Regions from separate parts of the Homo sapiens genome. Here region 1 is linked to region 2. A link is a loop called in an ENCODE intact Hi-C map of the cell type or tissue named here. Cell type or tissue: heart left ventricle. All regions are shown on one strand. Links, peaks and the distances in the headings refer to the core of each region. The heading gives the core; the rest is flanking DNA. Region 1 holds the start of RAD21L1 (RAD21 cohesin complex component like 1). Region 2 overlaps SNPH (syntaphilin).

What was found. Hi-C counts contacts between places; a loop is a spot of excess contacts. Peaks named below come from ENCODE experiments on the same cell type or tissue, not always from the same donor. Only the 100,000 strongest peaks of a DNase experiment are listed, where the experiment ranks them.
Region 1: it touches region 2 in a loop (2.3-fold over the local background); 2 of 110 quality-filtered maps call a loop at or near these places.

What each region holds. Positions count from the first base shown.
Region 1 is chr20:1,221,327-1,230,579 of GRCh38, reverse strand. It overlaps RAD21L1 (RAD21 cohesin complex component like 1), which reads right to left and starts at 4,536. Exons shown (of 14, transcript NM_001384355.1): 1 at 4,440-4,536; 2 at 1,983-2,158; 3 at 571-700. The coding sequence starts at 2,126. RefSeq lists a silencer at 4,275-4,324. In heart left ventricle, for the core only: a CTCF peak has its summit at 3,633; DNase peaks (open chromatin) are centred at 3,589, 3,949 and 4,669; H3K4me3 peaks cover 1,875 bases; H3K27me3 peaks cover 3,763 bases.
Region 2 is chr20:1,281,115-1,290,652 of GRCh38, reverse strand. All of the region lies in intron 2 of SNPH (syntaphilin), which reads right to left. Among named protein-coding and RNA genes, the nearest start is that of SNPH, 20 kb to the right of the region's middle. In heart left ventricle, for the core only: no CTCF peak of the experiment used is centred there; no DNase peak of the experiment used is centred there; H3K27ac peaks cover 485 bases.

The DNA of each region.
Region 1 (9,253 bases), core at 1-8,000, 59 kb after region 2:
GAGGCAAGATCCATACCTAAGTAGCCATAATACAAGGTAGAAAATAAAAAATGTCTTCAAAGTGAAACAGATGGTATATAAATTTTGAAGGTATTATATTTATGACATATGTAAATCTCTGGCACTTTGGAATGCTTAGGAATTTTTGATATGTCATAAATAGCAAGCTGCTTGGAATCTTGAGAATTCTGAAAACAATTACTGATATCTCTGTTTTGTCAATCACACTATTTCTAATTTCTCTTATAAAGGCAAAAACAGGCACGACAAACTAAATGACCCATTAAAAACAGAATATCAGAGTTTCTTATGCAAGTGTAGTGGCTTTAAGTATATGTCTTCCATAAATATGCAGGAACATTACAAGTTTTGGAAAGCATAACCTTTTCCTGCAGGTATAGAAAAAGAGCAAGGAAATGAATACAATTTATCCTCAACCATGGAAACTTAGATTCATTCAAAACTAAGTTTACATTCACCATACTAGCCTGAAGTATATTAAAAGATCCCACCCCCAATTAAAATGCAAAAGGGAACCAAGAAGGAGACAAATCAATATTACATGTATACCTGGGCAAAATGTCATCTTCATTTTAAGAAATGCTTCACTGCAATCTGCCAAAAGATATTTTGCCTTCCTGTTATAGATTCGAACAACTCCCAAAAGAAGGTGTCCTGAAGTTCGAAGTGCTATTTTCACCTTTCAATAATTTTTGAAGTATTAGAAGAGTAAAGATTAGGTTCATAAATCCTATTCTTTGAAAGTTACTGACATCGTAAGAATTGGTTCTCTTAAAAAAGCAGATATTTTGTATTCTTAGTTAAAGTATATCACTTTTTACCTTACCTTGCAAAATGATTTTTTTATTCTTATTCAAGGAAGTTAATCTAATATGGCATTTAAGTAAAGTATACTATTATTGGTATTATGAGAGGAATATAAACTCTGTAGTCAGAATTGGGTTCAGGTCTTGGTTCAGTTGCTGAGGCTGTCACTTAACCTTCCTGAACTTCAGTTTAATAAAAATGGCTACAGCTTATTTTTTTATTATTATTGTTTTTTTGGAGACGGAGTCTCGCTCTGTCACCCAGGCTGGAGTGCAGTGGCGCAATCTTGGCTCACTGCAACCTCCGCCTCCCGGGTTCAAGCAATTCTCCTGCCTCAGCCTCCCTACAATTTATTATATACTTATTTTATGCCAGGCATTGTCCTAAGAGCTTTTGATACACTAATTTATTTAATTTTGACAACAACCTCTATTTACAGAAGAAAAAACTGAGACTCAGATATTTTAAGTAGGATGCCCAAAGTAACATATTAAGTGATAAAGCAATAATTAAATATAAATTTGACCAACTCAAAACATGCTAACTACAGTTCACAGAAGCTAAGAAAAGCCAACCTCATAGGGTTGTTGTAAAGATTAAATAGACTTATAGGCATAAAGTCCAGCCCAGTGCCTAACACACCATAGGCTTTCAATTTGTCCTTCTCTAAAGTTGAAAAATACTTAACTTAAAACAATATTAAATGCTGTAATGCAAATTCTAATCACTGTTTTAATGTTTTATAATGAACATAGTACTTTACTGTTTATGACACATTTTCACATATTTTTGGATTTATAACCAGTCCTCTTTCTATCCTCCCCATTTGTTCATTATTTTCTAAGAGATGCTTATTAAGTACTTACTATGTCAACTGTATTTTGTTAGTGAATAAGAAAGGAATATGAATACGCATAAAATATGGCCTTTGTCCCTTAGGGTCCAATCTATCTATGATAGACATATGAAAAAGTTAATTACCAACAGAAACCAATAGGTTTGTTATAACACTAAATGCTATAGGAATTAAAGGAAAGACCATTTGACAAGTAAAACTTCCTTGAAAATGTATTTCATGATATAAGTGTATCTTAATGTCTTTCCTCCTCCAAAGTCATGATAAATACAAGCTATCATTTTAATCAGTAACATACCTTGGGTGAAAGAATTTTTTCAATGGTTATCTCTAGATTACATTCAAATACATGGGCCTTTGTGAGTTTCTTCTCCCAGTGAGCTGCAAGCCATATTTTGGCCAATGGCCCTCGTTTACTCATAAGCACATGTGTGTAGAACATGTTGCCTGTGTTCCTTACTTGTATTTAACAAACTAGAGAGAACACGAAAAGAAATTTAAAATTTTATTACAAAAACTTTTTATTGCTATAAGAAAAATATGTATTAATTCTACAAAATAACATTCAGATTATGTTCTAATTCAATTATTCAATACAATTTATTCTCTTGTAAATAAGAGAAACTTATTTAGAATATAAAATTATAACCTAATGACAAAGCTCTAGTAAATTGTGAACTACACCTCTACACCGGGCTTAAATGCATCCTGATTAATGATTTCTTCATACATGTCACTTATTTTATCCAAAAAAGGATTTGAGTTCTCTTCTTACTAACATGGTCAAATAAAGGAGGAAGGCTGAAAATATAAGATATGGAAATAAGAAACAAGAATAGGAAAAGGTAGACAAAACCAAGAAAAGCTAATACAGGGCACCTCTTTTCTAAAACTTAATAATTTAAGAAGGATTGGATTATTGATTTATACGCAGGTGTTGAATTTCATTGCCCTCTTCAAGATACTCTGGTTTATTCAACAATATTTTAATTTTTGAAGTTAAAATCACGGGACTCCAAAAAGTGGAGTGGAGTGGAGTTTCCATTCCATAAAGTGGAAAAATGAAGAAAACAAGAAACTATAAGAAAATAATTAGAAGGCAAGGGAAGAAACACGAATCAAATTTAAATGTTTTGAAATAAGAACGATAAAAGAAAACCTTCACTTAAAACAAAGAGAAGGAATTAATGCACATTTTTACAAACTGTACTATTCTTGGTAACACCATAGGGCTCTATCACTAAGCTAAAGATGAGAAGGGATGTTATAGCACTTTGGTTGACTTCTAGGGAAGAATCAAATTATTGCTTACATATAAGTAATCTTACACTGCCACTATGGAAGCTTCTTTTTGCTTCTTTTCTACTTAAGATACTGATAAAAGAGAAAACTGAGCCAAGACGAACACAAAGTCGGCGAAAGAATTAAAAACTTAGGTAAACTTCCATCAGTGTCTATTTGTACCGCAAGAATTCAATCATTATGCCCCAACTAAAGGTGACGCAATCCGCCAAACCATGTTCCCCTACGGGGCAGCTGGAGATTTTAATGCATATGGCTTGTACCTTGCGCTGGTTCCACTACTTTCCTTTTTAGTCTGTGTGTTTCGCTCTCTCGGAATAAATTCCTATTTATCTTTTTAAATGGCTCCCAGTGGTGTGAGGTACTTTTAAAATGTACTTTTTGGCCTGGCGCAGTGGCTCACGCCTGTAATCCCAGCACTGTGGGAGGCTGAGGCGGGCGGATCACTTTGATGCCAGGAACTGGAGACCAGCCTGGCCAACATGGTGAAACCCCGTCTCTACTAAAAGTACAAAAAGTAGCCAGGCACGGTGGCGGGCGTCTGTAATCCCAGCTACTTGGGAGGCTGAGGCAGGAGAATCGCTCGAACCCGGGAGACGGAGGCTGCAATGAGCCGCGATCGCCCTACTGCACTCCAGCCTGGGCGACAGAGGGCGACTCCGTCTCAAAAAAATCAAATGTACTTTTTAAGTGATGGACTTCTTAAAAGAGAAAACAAACAAAGAAAAAACCCAAACCCTGAGATTTGCTATTCCTGAGACATTGATTTTCCCGAGCACATATTACCTAACCTTTTTCCCCTCCCCACAAAATACGCACACAAACTCCCCCCGCACCCTCCCGCCCCACGTCCCGGAGGCTTTTTCAGTCTCCAGATTGAACTGACTTCGTGCAACGTGAAGCCACCGGGATGGGGCCACTCCGTGGAAACCGGCCCGCAAAGGGCAGGGTGGCGGCGGTGGCGGGGAGGGAGCGAAGGGAGGGAGGAAGGGGTCGGAAGGGGACCGGGCGGGGACCCTGGGAGAGGGGCGTGGGGAGAGAGGGCTGAGCCGGGCAGGGCGAGACCCTTCCGGGCGTGAGGGAGGGGAAAGCAAAGTGCAGGGGCTGGGAAGAGCTGACGGCCACGCTCAGGGGCAGGGGGACGCCAAAGGCTCCTCCACAGACGACTCCTCAGAGTTCCGGGCCGGGTGCTCACAGAGGGAAACTGAGGCCACAGCGCCCATTTTCTTCCGCGTGCGGGCGAGGAGACCCCGGGTCGCGCCTCCAGCCCCAGCTGGGCTGCGGGCGACGACCTTTCTTCCTCAGGCGGGACCCTCCGGGCTTGGCGCCGCGAGCTAACACGGCGTGAGGCGCCGGCGCCGGGTGCGTGTGGGAATGTGGGTGGCGGCGGCCCCCATCTCCCAGCCCGCCTACAGCACTCGGGGTCCGGCCGGCCTCTCAGGCTGCGCCCTACTTTCAAAGCCTCGTCTGAGGTGTGGCGTGCCAGAGCAGGGGCTGCGAGGAGTCGCCAAGTCAGCTTGGCCGGGTTCTTGGCGCCGCTGGGCGTCTGCAATGCGCGGCAGGCGCGGGGCGGGGAGGGGCGGGGCGTGGAGAAGGCGGGGCAGTGGGCGAGGGCGGGGCGTGCAGGGGACGGGGCGGAGCAGTGGGCGAGGGGCGGGGCGTGCAGGGGACGGGGCGGGGCAGTGGGCGAGGGCGGGGCGTGCAGGGGACGGGGCGGGGCGTGCAGGAGACGGGGCGGGGCAGTGGGCGATGGACGGGACTGACAGGGGATGGGGCGGGGCAGTGGGCGAGGGGCGGGGCGTGCAGGGGATGGAGAGGGACGGGCAGGACATGGGGAGGGGCGTGGAGGGGTATGGACGGGCGGGGCGGGGCAGTGGCTGAGGGACCGGGGGCAGGGGGCGGGGAAGGGCGGGCCAGCGACCGAGGGACTGGGCGCGGCGGCGGCGGCGGCGGCTGGGGGTACGGACAGAGTAGGGCAGTGCGCTAGAGTGGAGAGGACCGGGACTGAGAGGGACGAGGGCGCAGGGCGTTGGTGGGGACAGTGGACGGGGCAGGAGGGATAGAGTCAGACAGTGAGCAAGGCGCACCGGTCCTAGTGCGCAGTCTCCGGCTTTGTCCTGGCGCTCGGACCTGAGACACCTGAGCAGGGGCATGACAGGGATGGGGCCTGGGCCCCATAGTCCTGTTGTGAAAGGTGATCTTTCTGGCTGATCTCTGAACATCCCTATGATGCAGTCCAGTCTCTTCTCTTCCACTTATAGCTGGAGGTCACTGGAGAAATTCTTTAATCCCTTGAACCTCAGATTTTCTCATCTGTAAAGTGAAAATAATAAAAGTACTCGCGCCGTAGGATATTGTAAGAAATAAATAAAATGAACCATGAAAAGAGCCAAGCAATAATAAGTGCTCTACAAATATTAGCTATTATTATTATTGTTATTATTAAAAAGATTATTCACATTGACCTGCCCTTTGGGGACAGCAAATATTTTCCAGCCTGGAATATCACAGTTCTCAGTAGTCAAGGCCAAGTGCTAGAACCTGAGAAAAATCCTGCAAGAGCATCAGGATGCAAGGCTGGTTTCCTCTCTTGAGTTTGATAGTAAATACTAATAAATCTTGGAGCGGCAATGGCATCCAATATAAGGTTATTGATAAGGTTCAGGCTCCTGGCTGGGCATTTTCATGGGTTGTCTCATTGACTCTTCAAACAATCTCACAAAAGTAGTTACTGGTTTTCCCCTTTTGAATAAGGAAAGGGCTGGAGAAAAAATAGCAACCTGTCTAGGGTCACGTGGTTGGGAATTGTAGAGACAGGATTCAAATTGAATTCAAATTGAAGTTTAGCTCCCAATTTCCGACCTCAGGAAATGATGTCACGGCAACCATTCAAGAGGATGTCTGGGAGACACCCTTGGTGCCACCCTCATGTCTACTTCAATGCCAGCCCATCAGCAAGCCCATCACTCCACCTTCAAATATGACTTTCATCTACCCCTTCTCAAGATCTCCACCGACTCCACCCTAGTCTAAGCCACCTCTCTCCTGGAAAAGCTCCAACCTCCTGAGCGGTCTCCTTCCTGTCACTCACCTCCCTAAAGCCCATTCTCTACACCAGGGGTTCCCAACCCCGGGTGGGAACAGGGCCGCACAGCAGGAGGTGAACAGTGGACGAGGGAGCCTCACCGCCTGAGCTTCGCCTCCTGTCACATCAGCCGCGCATTAGATTCTCACAGGAGCGCGAAACCTATTGGGAACTGCACATGCGAGGGATCTAGGTTGCCCGCTCCTCACGAGAATCTCATGACCCCCCGCCCACTCGGCTCGTGGAATAATTGTCTTCCACAAAACTGGTCCCTGGTGCCAAATAGGTTGGAGACTGCTGCTCTACACTGAAGCCAGAGGGGTCTTTGAAAAATATAGATCATGGCCAGGTGTGGTGGCTCACGCCTGTAATCCCAGCACTTTGGGAGGCCAAGGCAGGCGGATCACCTGAGGCCAGGAGTTCCAGACCAGCCTGGCCAACACGGCGAAACCCCGTCTCCACTGAAAATACAAAAATTAGCCAGGAGTGGTGGTGGGTGCCTGTAATCCCAGCTACTCGGGAGGTTGAGGCAGGAAAATCGCTTGAACCGAGGAGGCAGAGATTGCAGTGAGCCAAGTTTGCGCCCCTGCACTCCAGCCTGGGCAACAGAGAGACTCTGTCTCAAAATATAGATCAAATCCTATTACCAGCTGTAGGGTCCAGCCCTACAGGGCTTAGCGGGTGTTCTCCCCGTGTGTGGAGAGGAGAGATTGTAATAAATAAAGACACAAGACAAAGAGATAAAGAGAAAACAGTTGGGCCCGGGCGACCACTACCATCAAGATGCGGAGACTGGTAGTGGCCCCGAATGGCTGGGCTTGCTGATATTTATTGCATACAAGACAAGGGGTCAGGGTAAGAAGGGTGAATCTTCTTCTTTTTTTTTTTAATTTTACTTTAAGTTCTAGGGTACATGTGCACAACGTGCAGGTTTGTTACGTAAGTATGTATGTGCCATGTTGGTGTGCTGCACCCATCAACTTGTCATTTACATTAGGTATATCTCCTTTTTTTTTGAGATGGAGTTTCGCTCTTGTTGCCCAGGCTGGAGTGCAATGGTGCAATCTCAGCTCACAGCAACCTCTGCCTCCTGGGTTCAAGCCATTCTCCTACCTCAGCCTCCGGAGTAGCTGGGATTACAGGCATGTGCCACGACGCCCACCTAATTTTGTGTGTTTTTTTTAAATAGAGACGGGGTTTCTCCCTGTTGGTCAGGCTGGTCTTGAACTCCCGACCTCAGGTGATCCACCGGCCTCGGCCTCCCAAAGTGCTGGGATTACAGGCGTGAGCCACCTCGCCCAGCCTACATTAGGTATATCTCCTAATGCTATCCCTCCCCCCTCCCCCCACCCCCCAGCAGGCCCCGGTGTGTGATGTTCCCTACCCTGTGTCCATGTGTTCTCATTGTTCAATTCCCACCTATGAGTGAGAACATGTGGTGTTTGGTTTTCTGTCCTTGCGATAGTTTGCTCAGAATGATGGTTTCCAGCTTCATCCATGTCCCTATAAAGGACATGAACTCTTCCTTTTTATGGCTGCATAGTATTCCATGGTGTATATGTACCACATTTTCTTAATCCAGTCTATCATTGATGGACATTTGGGTTGGTTCCAAGTCTTTGCTATTGTGAATAGTGCCGCAATAAACATATGTGTGCATGTGTCTTTATAGCAGCATGATTTATAATCCTTTGGGTGTATGCCCAGTAATGGTATGGCTCGATCAAATGGTATTTCTAGTTCTAGATCCCTGAGGAATTGCCACACTGTCTTCCACAATGGTTGAACTAGTTTACAGTCCTACCAACGGTGTAAAAGCGTTCCTTTCTCCACATCCTCTCTAGCACCTGTTGTTTTCTGACTTTTTAATGATGGCCATTCTAACTGGTGTGAGATGGTATCTCATTGCGGTTTTGATTTGCATTTCTCTGATGGCCAGTGATGATGAGCATTTTTTCATGTGTCTGTTGGCTGCATAAATGTCTTCTTTTGAGAAGTGTCTGTTCATATCCTTCGCCCACTTTTTGATGGGGTTGTTTGATTTTTTCTTGTAAATTTGTTTAAGTTCTTTGTAGATTCTGGATATTAGCCCTTTGTCAAATGGGTAGATTGTAAAAATTTTTTCTCATTCTGTAGGTTGCCTGTTCACTCTGATGGTAGTTTCTTTTGCTGTGCAGAAGCTCTTTAGTTTAATTAGATCCCATTTGTCAATTTTGGCTTTTGTTGCCATGGCTTTTGGTGTTTTAGTCATGAAGTCCTTGTCCATGCCTATGTCCTGAATGGTATTGCCTAGGTTTTCTTCTAGGGTTTTTATGGTTTTAGGTCTAACATTTAAGTCTTTAATCCATCTTGAACTGATTTTTGTATAAAGTGTAAGGAAGGGATGCAGTTTCAGCTTTCTACATATGGCTAGCCAGTTTTCCCAGCACCATTTATTAAATAGGGAATCCTTTCCTCATTTCTTGTTTTTGTCAGGTTTGTCAAAGATGAGATGGTTGTAGATGTGTGGTATTATTTCTGAGGGCTCTGTTCTGTTCCATTGGTCTATATCTCTGTTTCGGTACCAGTACCATGCTGTTTTGGTTACTGTAGCCTTGTAGTATAGTTTGAAGTTAGGTAGCGTGACGCCTCCAGCTTTGTTCTTTTGGCTTAGGATTGTCTTGGCAATGTGGGCTCTTTTTTGGTTCCATGTGAACTTTAAAGTAGTTTTTTCCAATTCTGTGAAGAAAGTCAGGCTGGGCGCAGTGGCTCACACCTGTAATCCCAGCACTTTGGGAGGCCGAAGCAGGTGGATCACAAGGTCAGGAGATTGAGACCATCCTGGCTAACATGGTGAAACCCCGTCTTTATTAAAAATACAAAAAATTAGCCAGGCGTGGTGGCGGGCGCCTGTAGTCCCAGCTACTCGGGAGGCTGAGGCAGGAGAATGGTGTGAACCCAGGAGGCGGAGCTTGCAGTGAACTGAGATGGCGCCACTGCACTCCAGCCTGGGCAACAGAGCGAGACTCCATCAAAAAAAGAAAAAGAAAGAAAGAAGGAAGGAAGGAAGGAAAGAAAGAAAGAGAAAGAAAAAGAAAGAAAGAAAGAAGAAAGAAAGAAAGAAAGAAAGAAAGAAAGAAAGAAAGAAAGAAAGAAAGAAAGAGAAAGAAAGAAAAAGAAAGAAAGTCATTGGTAGCTTGATG
Region 2 (9,538 bases), core at 1,061-9,060:
TGTACTTCACAGTAGCACTATTCTTAATAGCTAAGAGGTGGAAATAACCCAAATGTCCACCAATAGAAGAATGGATAAACAAAATGTGATGCGTCTATGCAATGGAATATTTAGCTATAAAAGGAATGAAGTATTACTGATCCATGCTACAACACAGATGAACCTTGACAACATTATGCTAAATGAAAGAAGCCAGATACGAAAGGCCGCATATTGCATGATTCCATTTATATGAAATATCCAGCACAGGCAAATGCACACAGACAGAAAACACACTGGAAGGGAAGAAGGAACAGGGAATGACTGGTAATGGGAATGGAGTTTCTTTTTTGGGAAGATAAAAAACGTTTTAGAAGTAGCTAGTGGTGATGGTTATATAATTTTGTGAGTATCCTAAAATCCCTGAATTGTACATTTTAAAAACTTAATTTTTTTTTTTTTGAGACAGAGTCTCACTGTGTCGCCCAGGCTAGAGTGCAGTGGCACGATCTCAGCTCACTGCAACCTCCGCCTCCCGGGTTCAAGTGATTCTCATGACTCACCCTATCGAGTAGCTGGGATTACAGGCACGCACAACCACACCTGGCTAATTTTTGTATATTTTAGTAGAGATGGGGTTTCTCCATATTGGCCAGGTTGGTCTTGAACCCCTGGCCTCAAGCAATCCACCCACCTTGGCCTCCCTGCTCCCAAAGTGCTGGGATTACAGGTGTGAGCCACTGCATCTGGCTATTAAAAGGATAAATTTTATGGAATGTAAATTATATCTCAATAAAAAACAAATTTTTAAAAATACATGTGATATATATTTAATTTTTTTTTAGAGCCAGGGTCTTACTCTGTCACCTAGGCTTGGAGTGCAGTGACAAAATCATAGCTCACTGCAGCCTCAAACTCCTGAGCTCATGCGATCCTTCTGCCTCAGCCTTTCCAGTAGCCACCTCACCTGGCTAATCTATTTTTTACTTTTTTTAAAGGTGGGGTCTCACTATGTTGCTCTTGGTGGTCTCAATCTCCTGGCCTCAAGCCATCCACCAGCGTCACCTCCTGAGTTGCTGGGATTACAGGTGTGAGCCACCATGCCCCTGACTCCATTGTGTGTGTGTGTGTGTGTGTGTGTGTGTGTGTGTGTGTGTGTGTATTTAAATGAACCGTTGCATTAATAAAAAGACAGGCATGGTCCAGAAAGGGGTAGAGACTCTTCCAGAATGGCTCAGCAAGTTGCAGCAGAAGGGGAGCAAGAGCCAGTGCCCCCCCTCTACCTGACTTCAGGTAGCTGGGCCCAGGATGCTTCCCTAGACTTTGGGTCAGCCTGGAGGAGACTGGTAGCTGAGGCTGCCCCTAAAGCTCTTGCATATTCACAACTTCGTTGAATCCTCACACAAATTCCCCATAGAGGGAGGCCAGGTAGAGACTAGTCCATCTGATCTATGGGAAACCTGAAGCCTCAGAGGTTACAAGAGTCACCAAGGGCTGGACCCTGGATTTCCAGGTCATGGGCACCTGCATTTCTACTGCATCATGAAGGTCTCATAATACAGTAGACCTGGGACACTTATCATTCTGCTGCATAAAAGAAAAAACCTACTTTTCCATGAGACTCTAAGATACCACAATGGAGATGAGCAGGTATATACCTGCATTTTGGGCTGGTCATACTTCCATAAAAGCAGGGCATCACAGACATAAGAGGTAAGCATACTACAGAGAGTCGTTTAAAAAGAAATTCTTGGCCAGACACGGTGGCTCACACCTGTAATCCCAGCACTTTGGGAGGCCGAGGTGGGCGGATCACCTGAGGTCAGGATTTCAAGACCAGCCTGGCCAACATGGCAAAAACCTGTCTCTATTAAAAATAGAAAAATTAGCTGGACGAGGTGGTGGGTGCCTGTAATCTCAGTTACTCGGGATGCTGAGACAGGAGAATATCTTGAGCCTGGGAGGCAGAGGTTGTAGTCAGCCGAGATCACGACATTGCACTCCAGCCTGGGCGACAGAGTGGAGACTCCATCTCAAAAAAAAAAAGAAAAAAAGAAAAAGAAATTCCTCATGTGCCTTCTCCCTAACTAGTGACTTTCCCTGTTCCTCTAAGAATCAGCCTCGCAGGCAAAGGAGAAGCCCTTTCCATGAGGAGCACTGCTCTTTCCTCTTCCAACAACTGCTGCGTCCCACCCAGCAGCCCAGCTGCTGTGCAAGCCCACCACTGAGAGACCCTCAGCTCCTCTGAGCCATATCACATCGTCCATCTTGGTGACCTTGGGTCTTTGACCTCTGTTCGTCTCAGCTGTCTCATGCATTCACTCAGGAAGGCGCCACCTTCCTGGCCCTGCTGTCTCTTTGGGATCCAACCAAGGTAATGAATGGAGGGATGGGGGTAGTTCTTGGGAAATTAGAGGACTGAACATTTCTTGCTATCACTATTACCTGTCGAAGGAGATCTCTCTTTTTCCCTTCTTCAGAAATAATTCTTGCTTTATCACCTCAGCGGACATCAGCAGGCCCAGGCATGAGTGACTCTGAAATGACTGGCAAACTCTGCTAGGCCAAGTGACCTGGGCTGGCTTTCCAGGGCAATGTCTGGCAGGCCTCCCGTCTGGGTAGGGAGTAGTAGGGGGAACACTGGTTCCCATGCTTCCACCATCCCAGCTGCTCCACGGCTGCCCCTCTGCAGACACCCATGGAGAAATGTGAGGAACGGAGGGGCAGTGGTGCCAGCCCCAGCTTGGTGGCTGCCTGGCTAGTGGCTCCTGGCAGATGGAGGCCCTTCAGCAACCTTGGCCACAGCATATGCTTCCCTGGGCTTCCTGACTGATAGAGCTGTCAAGCCTCAGTCCGGCTTCTCTCCCTTCCCCCTTCTCCCAAGCTTCCAACTCTAAAGCATCACAGGATGAGGAAAATGGTGAGACTTCCATCCCTAAAAATTCTCATTTTTTCCAGATTTCTGCCTTGATTCTTTGGATCCTGGATGTAAGATTAGGTAAATGCCTAATCCCCTGGCATTTACCCCAGGTACCAACAGGGACTAACACACTCTCAGAATCAGAATGGAAAGGATCTGGAGTAGACCTCATCACAACCTATCATTCTATAGAGAAAGAAACTGAAACCCAGAAAAAGCATGTTAGTTGCCTGAGGTTACCCAGAAAGTCAGGGACAGAGCCTGGGCTTGGGGCTAGACTCCTGAATCTATCAGTGAAGCTTCTGTACCACAACCCTTGCCCTCACCAGGGCAAAAATTAAGAAAAAAAAAAGAACAAAGGGAACCTTTTCAAGTAAAGAAATCTTGGAAGGAAGGCCTACGGGTATGACAGGAGAAGTCCTGACCATTTTAAGGCAGCTCATAAATGACATGCAATAAAATATGCATTGAAACAGAGGCCCAGGGAAGAAGGGAATATCCATGCTGACCACAAATACATGGTGGCAATAATGACATTGAGATTCAATTCCAAGCTTCCTGGCCACTGATGCCAAAAGGGAAAGTATGCTCAGTCTTATTGTTCTCATGGTTATGGGAGGGCAGGAAGAAAATTGGTTCTTTGGGAGAAATAAAGATCTCCCTAAAAGGAATGTTAAAAGGAACACTTTTGCATGGGGTTGGCTGCAGGGCAAGATGATGGTCCACTGGGAGTCGGCAAAGTGGGTCCCAAGGAAAGATGGTGCCCTCAGAGCTCCCCAAAGTTGCCCTGTGTGTGCTGTGCTTTGCTCATGTCAGACTGAAGAACACATGGAACACACAGACCAAAGGACTAAAGGGATGTGGAGATGTCATCTGCTCTGCCTGCGACGACAGCCCCTTTCCACAGACAAAGCCCCCACCCAGCCTGAGATCAGAGAGCTTCCTCGTTCCTGGTAATACAAAACAAGAAACCACATAAAACCACTCACGCTGTCTCTTGCACTTGCATTCTCTCCCTGTCACTTGTGCACACACACTCTCTCTTGCTCTCCTGGCATTTCATGACAATCGAGTCCCAACTGCCACATTTTCTAGATAGAAAAGTGAAGACTTGCCAAAGGCCACAATGGAGCCATAGAAGCAGGGCCAGCTCATTCTAATCCCACCAACAGTTCCAGGCATGCCGCTCCTGTTGGAAGCCAAGGTTCATCTATCTTCCTGCAGCTCCCAGGGGCTCAGCAGGGAGACATGGAGCCCAGCGCACCCAACTGTGCCTGTTTTAGCCCAGGAGCCTATCTCACAGCAGCTCCTTCATCTCTCCTCCCAGCTCCCTTCTCCCTCTCCAGCTGCAGCTGCCCTGCTGTCCTCAGCAGCTGATCCCTGTCCACCTGATTCCCCGTGGTACTTCCCATGCCATGCTGAATTCTTTCACCTTCAATAAGATCCAGGGCCTCAACAATGCCCAGTGTGGCTCACACTTGCTGGAAGAGGGTGGGTGATTAATAAATGCCTCTCCTAATAAGTTTTCCTTCTCTGGAGAAGCTGCCCTACCTCTTAATTTAGCCAAAGTGAAGCATTCTAAAATGTTTTAAAAGGGAGATTCTACAAACTACTATGTCCTATTTTAAAGGCCCTTTATCTTTTTTTTTTTTTTTTTTTTTTTTAAGATGGAGTCTCGCTCTGTCGCTCAGGCTAGAGTGCAGTGGCGCAATCTCGGCTCACTGCAACCTCCGCCTCCAGGGTTCAAGCAATTCTCCTGCCTCAGCCAGTAGCTGGGACTACAGGTGCCTGCCACCACCCCTGGCTAATTTTTGTATTTTTAGTAGAGACGGGGTTTCACCATATTGGCCAGGATGGTCTCAAACTCCTGACCTTGTGATCCACCTGCCTTGGCCTCCCAAAGTGCTGGGATTACAGGCATGAGCCACTGCACCCGGCCACCCTTTATCTATCTCAGAACGAGTTTTCCCCTTTTGCTGACAGGCAGACTAACCCGACAGAAAGAAACCACGGCTTGAACATCAAATGTAACTGAATTTTAGATCCAATATGACTGGATTTGGAACTCTGAATTCCAAACTCCACCACCCACCATCTTTATGACAGTGGGAATGCCACTTTACTCCTCTAAGCCTCATTCTCCTTATCTCTCAAATGGGGCTAATTACAGTTGTGCATGAGTATAATCACAATGAGCAATAACACGTGTGAAATGCCTAGCAAGGACCTGGCATAGGGACAGCACTCCGTAAATAGCAGTAATTATTTATTCGCCTGAATATATTCTTATTCTCAATGTTATTCATGTATATTACATCTTTCTCCCTGTCCAAAATCTTAATCTGAAATACTATACTCGTTTGTATCTGAGAGGTTCCTGACTACAGATTCATTTTATGCTTTCTTAAGTCTACTTGCAAAAAAAGAAAAGGAAAGAAAAACCCTAAACCGGTCATTGTCTACCAAACAACAGGATTTCAGGACACCGCCACTTTGGTCTAACAGAGTATCTCAAAATTAACACATCCAAAATATGAATTTCTGATTTTGCCTTAAAAATCTGTTTTTCTGCAGCTTCCCTCATTTCAGTTAATGGCAATCCCATCATTCCAGTCGGGTAGGCCAACACTCTCACGTCTATCAGAAAAGCCTGTCAGCTTTTATTCCCTGCACAGTGTATGCATTTTACAGATAAGGAAACTGAGGCGACACAGTCACAGAATCTGACACCTTTCGGCATCTTCACTGCTCCATCCCTGGTCCAAGCCACCATCTCTCTCCTGGATGATGCAGGTCTCATTATCTCCTACAAACTCTGCCCAGCAGCCAAAGGGATCCTTTTAGAACACAAATTGGATCAGGTCATTCCTCTACTCAAAACCCCTCCAACGGTCCTTCCTTTCAATAGAGGCTAAAGCCTTTTCTTCGGCTGATGTAAAGTTCTGTGCATCCCTCCCCTGACCCCCGCTTATCTCTTTGACCTCATCACCTCTCCCCCTCATTCACTCTGCTCTAGCCACCCTGCCTTCTTGCACATCCCCTCATCAGGGCCTCTGCACATGCTGTTCCTTCTGCCTGGAATGCTCTTCTCCCAGATCTCTGCCCCGTGTATTCTCTCTCCTGCTTCAGGTCTTTGCTCCAAGGTCACCCTCTCAGTGAATCTTCTCTGACCACTGTGTTTAAAATACAACCCCTCCTCCTACAGCACTCCTCTTTCTTCCCATGCTTCGTTTTTCTCCACCGTCCTTAGCAACAGCTAACATATTTATGTATGTATTTATTTTATGTCTTTAGAATATAAGCTCCAGAGAGGTAAGGATGGATGCCCATTTTATGCTTTATTTAGTCCCTTATGCCTAGACTAGTGTCAGGCCACCACAGGCCCTCAATAAATCTTTGCTGAATGAATAAGGGGGTGTGCACTGATCTGGGTTGATGTCACCACCCAAGTAAGTGTAGGCCTCTTAGCAAGTCAACAAAAGGGGGGGAAGAAAGCTTTGTGGTACTTTGTTTATATTATTATAGTCCTTTCTACACACAGTGTTCTATTTAGTGAGCTTGTCTCTCCTGCTAGGTTATGAGCTGGAAGAGTTTTATTCATCTTTGAAAAAATAGCACCAGAGGGTCCCCTCTAAGGGCTGTAATGACTATATGCAAGAGCTCAGCTGGGAGCTGTGTGCCCTCAGGCCCATCAGTATCAGGACCAATTTCCTTGTGTGTACATGAGGTTAATCACTGCCATGACAACGAAGGGAGGTTGTGCTGCTGAGCATATACAGCAAGCCCTTGGTACACGGTGCATGTCACAGCTGGGATAGGATTTCTAGAAGGTAGCTGGACAGAGCCTTTGAAGGCTAAGTATTGGGCAAAGGCGAGCCTGGGGGTCCAGAAAAGCAAACTTAGGGCCTTCTCCTCCTTCTCAGCAGATTGACCTTCTTGCTATCACAGCCCCGGGTCCTATTCTGCCCAGCACTGGCCCTAGCAAGTGTTTGTAGACCAGGAGTCCAGGTATCAGAAGGTGCCTACCTTCGGGGTAGGAAGGTGCTCAGAGACAGGTGACTACGGAGATTCCAAACTGGCAGCCCACGGCCGTATCATGCTTAAAGACCTGCATGTATATGTATTCCAATTCAGTCGATATTTATAAACTAAGAGATTTCATATTTTTTTAAAATCCATGTTTTCTGGCTTGTCTCAAACAAATTAAAAGATCTTTCAGCTCTGTGCCTGCATTCCTGCATGGCAGTGATTGTCTGAGACTGAGAAGTTGCTCCTTTCTGTCAGAGTTCTTAACAGAGCTCTTGCTCTTATAACTGGTCTGTGTTGTTTGTTAGTGGCACGGCATTGGAGCTTGGAGTCTCTTTTCTGGTCGAGTCTCATTTTATAGGTAGAAGATCTGAGGTCAGCGTGGGGGTGGGTGGCACTTGCCCAAGGCCCCCAGTAAATCAGGAGTGGGGCCAGGACTGCAACCCCAGGCTTACGGCTCTGAATCCAGGGCACTGGGATGTACAAGGAGGCTGAGAATGCAGCCTTGCAATGTTCTTTTGGTTGGTTCCCAGCTGTCAGGTAAGAAGAATGGGCTACTTGGGCTGAGGGGGAAATCCTTTTCAGGAAAAGGCTGGTGGGGCCAGGGAGGTAAAGCAGAGAGCACCATCTCTGGCTGCATGCAGCTAAAGCCTCTCTTCTTCCCACTTGCTGGCAAACACTGATCTCCCCGACCTTGTAAAATAAACTCAGGGGAAAGGCTCAGCCTACACTGGCTCTGTGGACATAGCACTCTCAGGTGTCCCTCTCACTCCCCTTTCCCGAGAGCAGGCATCCTAGGGGCCCCTGATAGGATGTAAAGAGCAGGGGCTTTGTCCTAGGGCAGAATCAAGCTGGAAACCTAGTTCTTAGCATAGGGCTGACCACGAGCTTTAACTTCATCTGTAAAATGGGGTTTCAGTTGTGAAGACTGAACTGAGTGGTGCATGCAAAGAGCCTGGCACACACACTGCTGGATGAACAGTAATTTCTTTCCCGTATGTTATAAACCAAGGCCCAGAGACAAATGAATAACTTATACCAGAAAGGTACTGAACTAAAATGGGCTCCCTTAGCTCCAACTGGGTAATTTTTAAGTTTTAAATATAGTTGTAAAAGTAGTACATACCCATTTAAAAGCCTTCCAGTTCCAGTTTTGCTACTCAAACCACTGATTAATTTGATTGCTGCCCCTTCTCAGGCCTTTTTCTAAGCACAGATATTTTTAGGGGGCAAGGGGTTGTTATGTTTACACAGTTATAGCCGTGGCAAAAATATAACTTGTATATTTTCAAAATGTACCATAGTTTAAGAATCGCCCATATGGCATATCCTTTATAAAAAGTATTTTATGGGCTGCATAGTATTCCATTTGATGGGTCTGTCATGGTTCATTTAGCCTCCCTCTCTGTTGAACATTTAGACTTTCTATCAAAAATAATGTTACAATAGGTATCTTTGTGAATAATTATTTTCCTATATTTAGAATTATTTCTTTAGGCTGGTTCCCTGATAATGGATTTATAGGGTCGAAAAGTATGAATGTGCTGCCAAACTGCTTTCCCGAAGGGCTAGGTTGCCTATTGTTTCTCCTACCCATAATGTATACCTATTAGCTGGGTTTTCTACTTGATCAAACCACCAGCACTTAGCCAAAGCCTTAAAAGGCAAAGTGTTCAAGCTCAGACATACAAATCATCCAAGATGATTTTTCCATGTCTCTCCGGCCCTGTGGCAAGTATCTTCACCCCCACCCTCCACCCTCCACCCTCTGCCCCATGGCAATGCAGGCGGGGAACTGAGGCCAAGCTCAGAAATGGCCTAGCTCCCAGATTGAAAGCAAGCCTCCCAAAGCTACTCCCCCTTCTAATTACAGCATTTCCTATCTGTGTGGCAGCTCTGGCATGGCTGTTTCAGTCAATATTTACCAAGTGTCTATTGTGTGCCACTTCCTCCTCTGCCAATAGTCCCATAATCGAAGCACGTGTCACTGAGGGGTTGGGCAGAAGAGAGAGGGGCTTCTCTGCAGAACTCAGAAGCTGGTGCCCTTGAGCAGAGCTCTGGAGGACAGGTGCATAGTTGTTCTCCAGGTACCCAGGAGCTGCCTGTGGAGGAGCATTCCACATTCTGTGCAGGAATAGGGGTTAGCATTTACAGAGTCATGAAGAGTAAGAGAGCTACAGGGGGCTGGGTACTGCTAGACCACACAGTGTAGGGGCATAGGGAGAGTAGAGAGAAGGGCTGAGCCAGCAGAAAAAAGCCTTTTGAGCTTACAGAAAAAAGTTCTGATCAAATTTAAGGTCAAAGTCAGGTTTACAGTTCAAGGTCAAGGCAGGCCTAAGGCTCAAGGTCAGATTTATATTACAGAAGATAACCCTGTACGAGCTCTGCCAAGTATGGACTGGGAAGAGATGAAGAGAAGCACCAGGACAGGTCAGGGATGACGACGTTTTAACGAAGGCTATAGAGGTTAAAATGAGAGTGGAGGTGAGGAGGTGACAGAAGTAAAGGTGGCTTCAAGAGAAATTTAGGAAGTAGACTCTTGAGGGTCCCCAGAAGAGATAGGCTGTAGGGAATGACGGAAAGGGAAGAATTGTGATGACGCCCAGGCCTCTG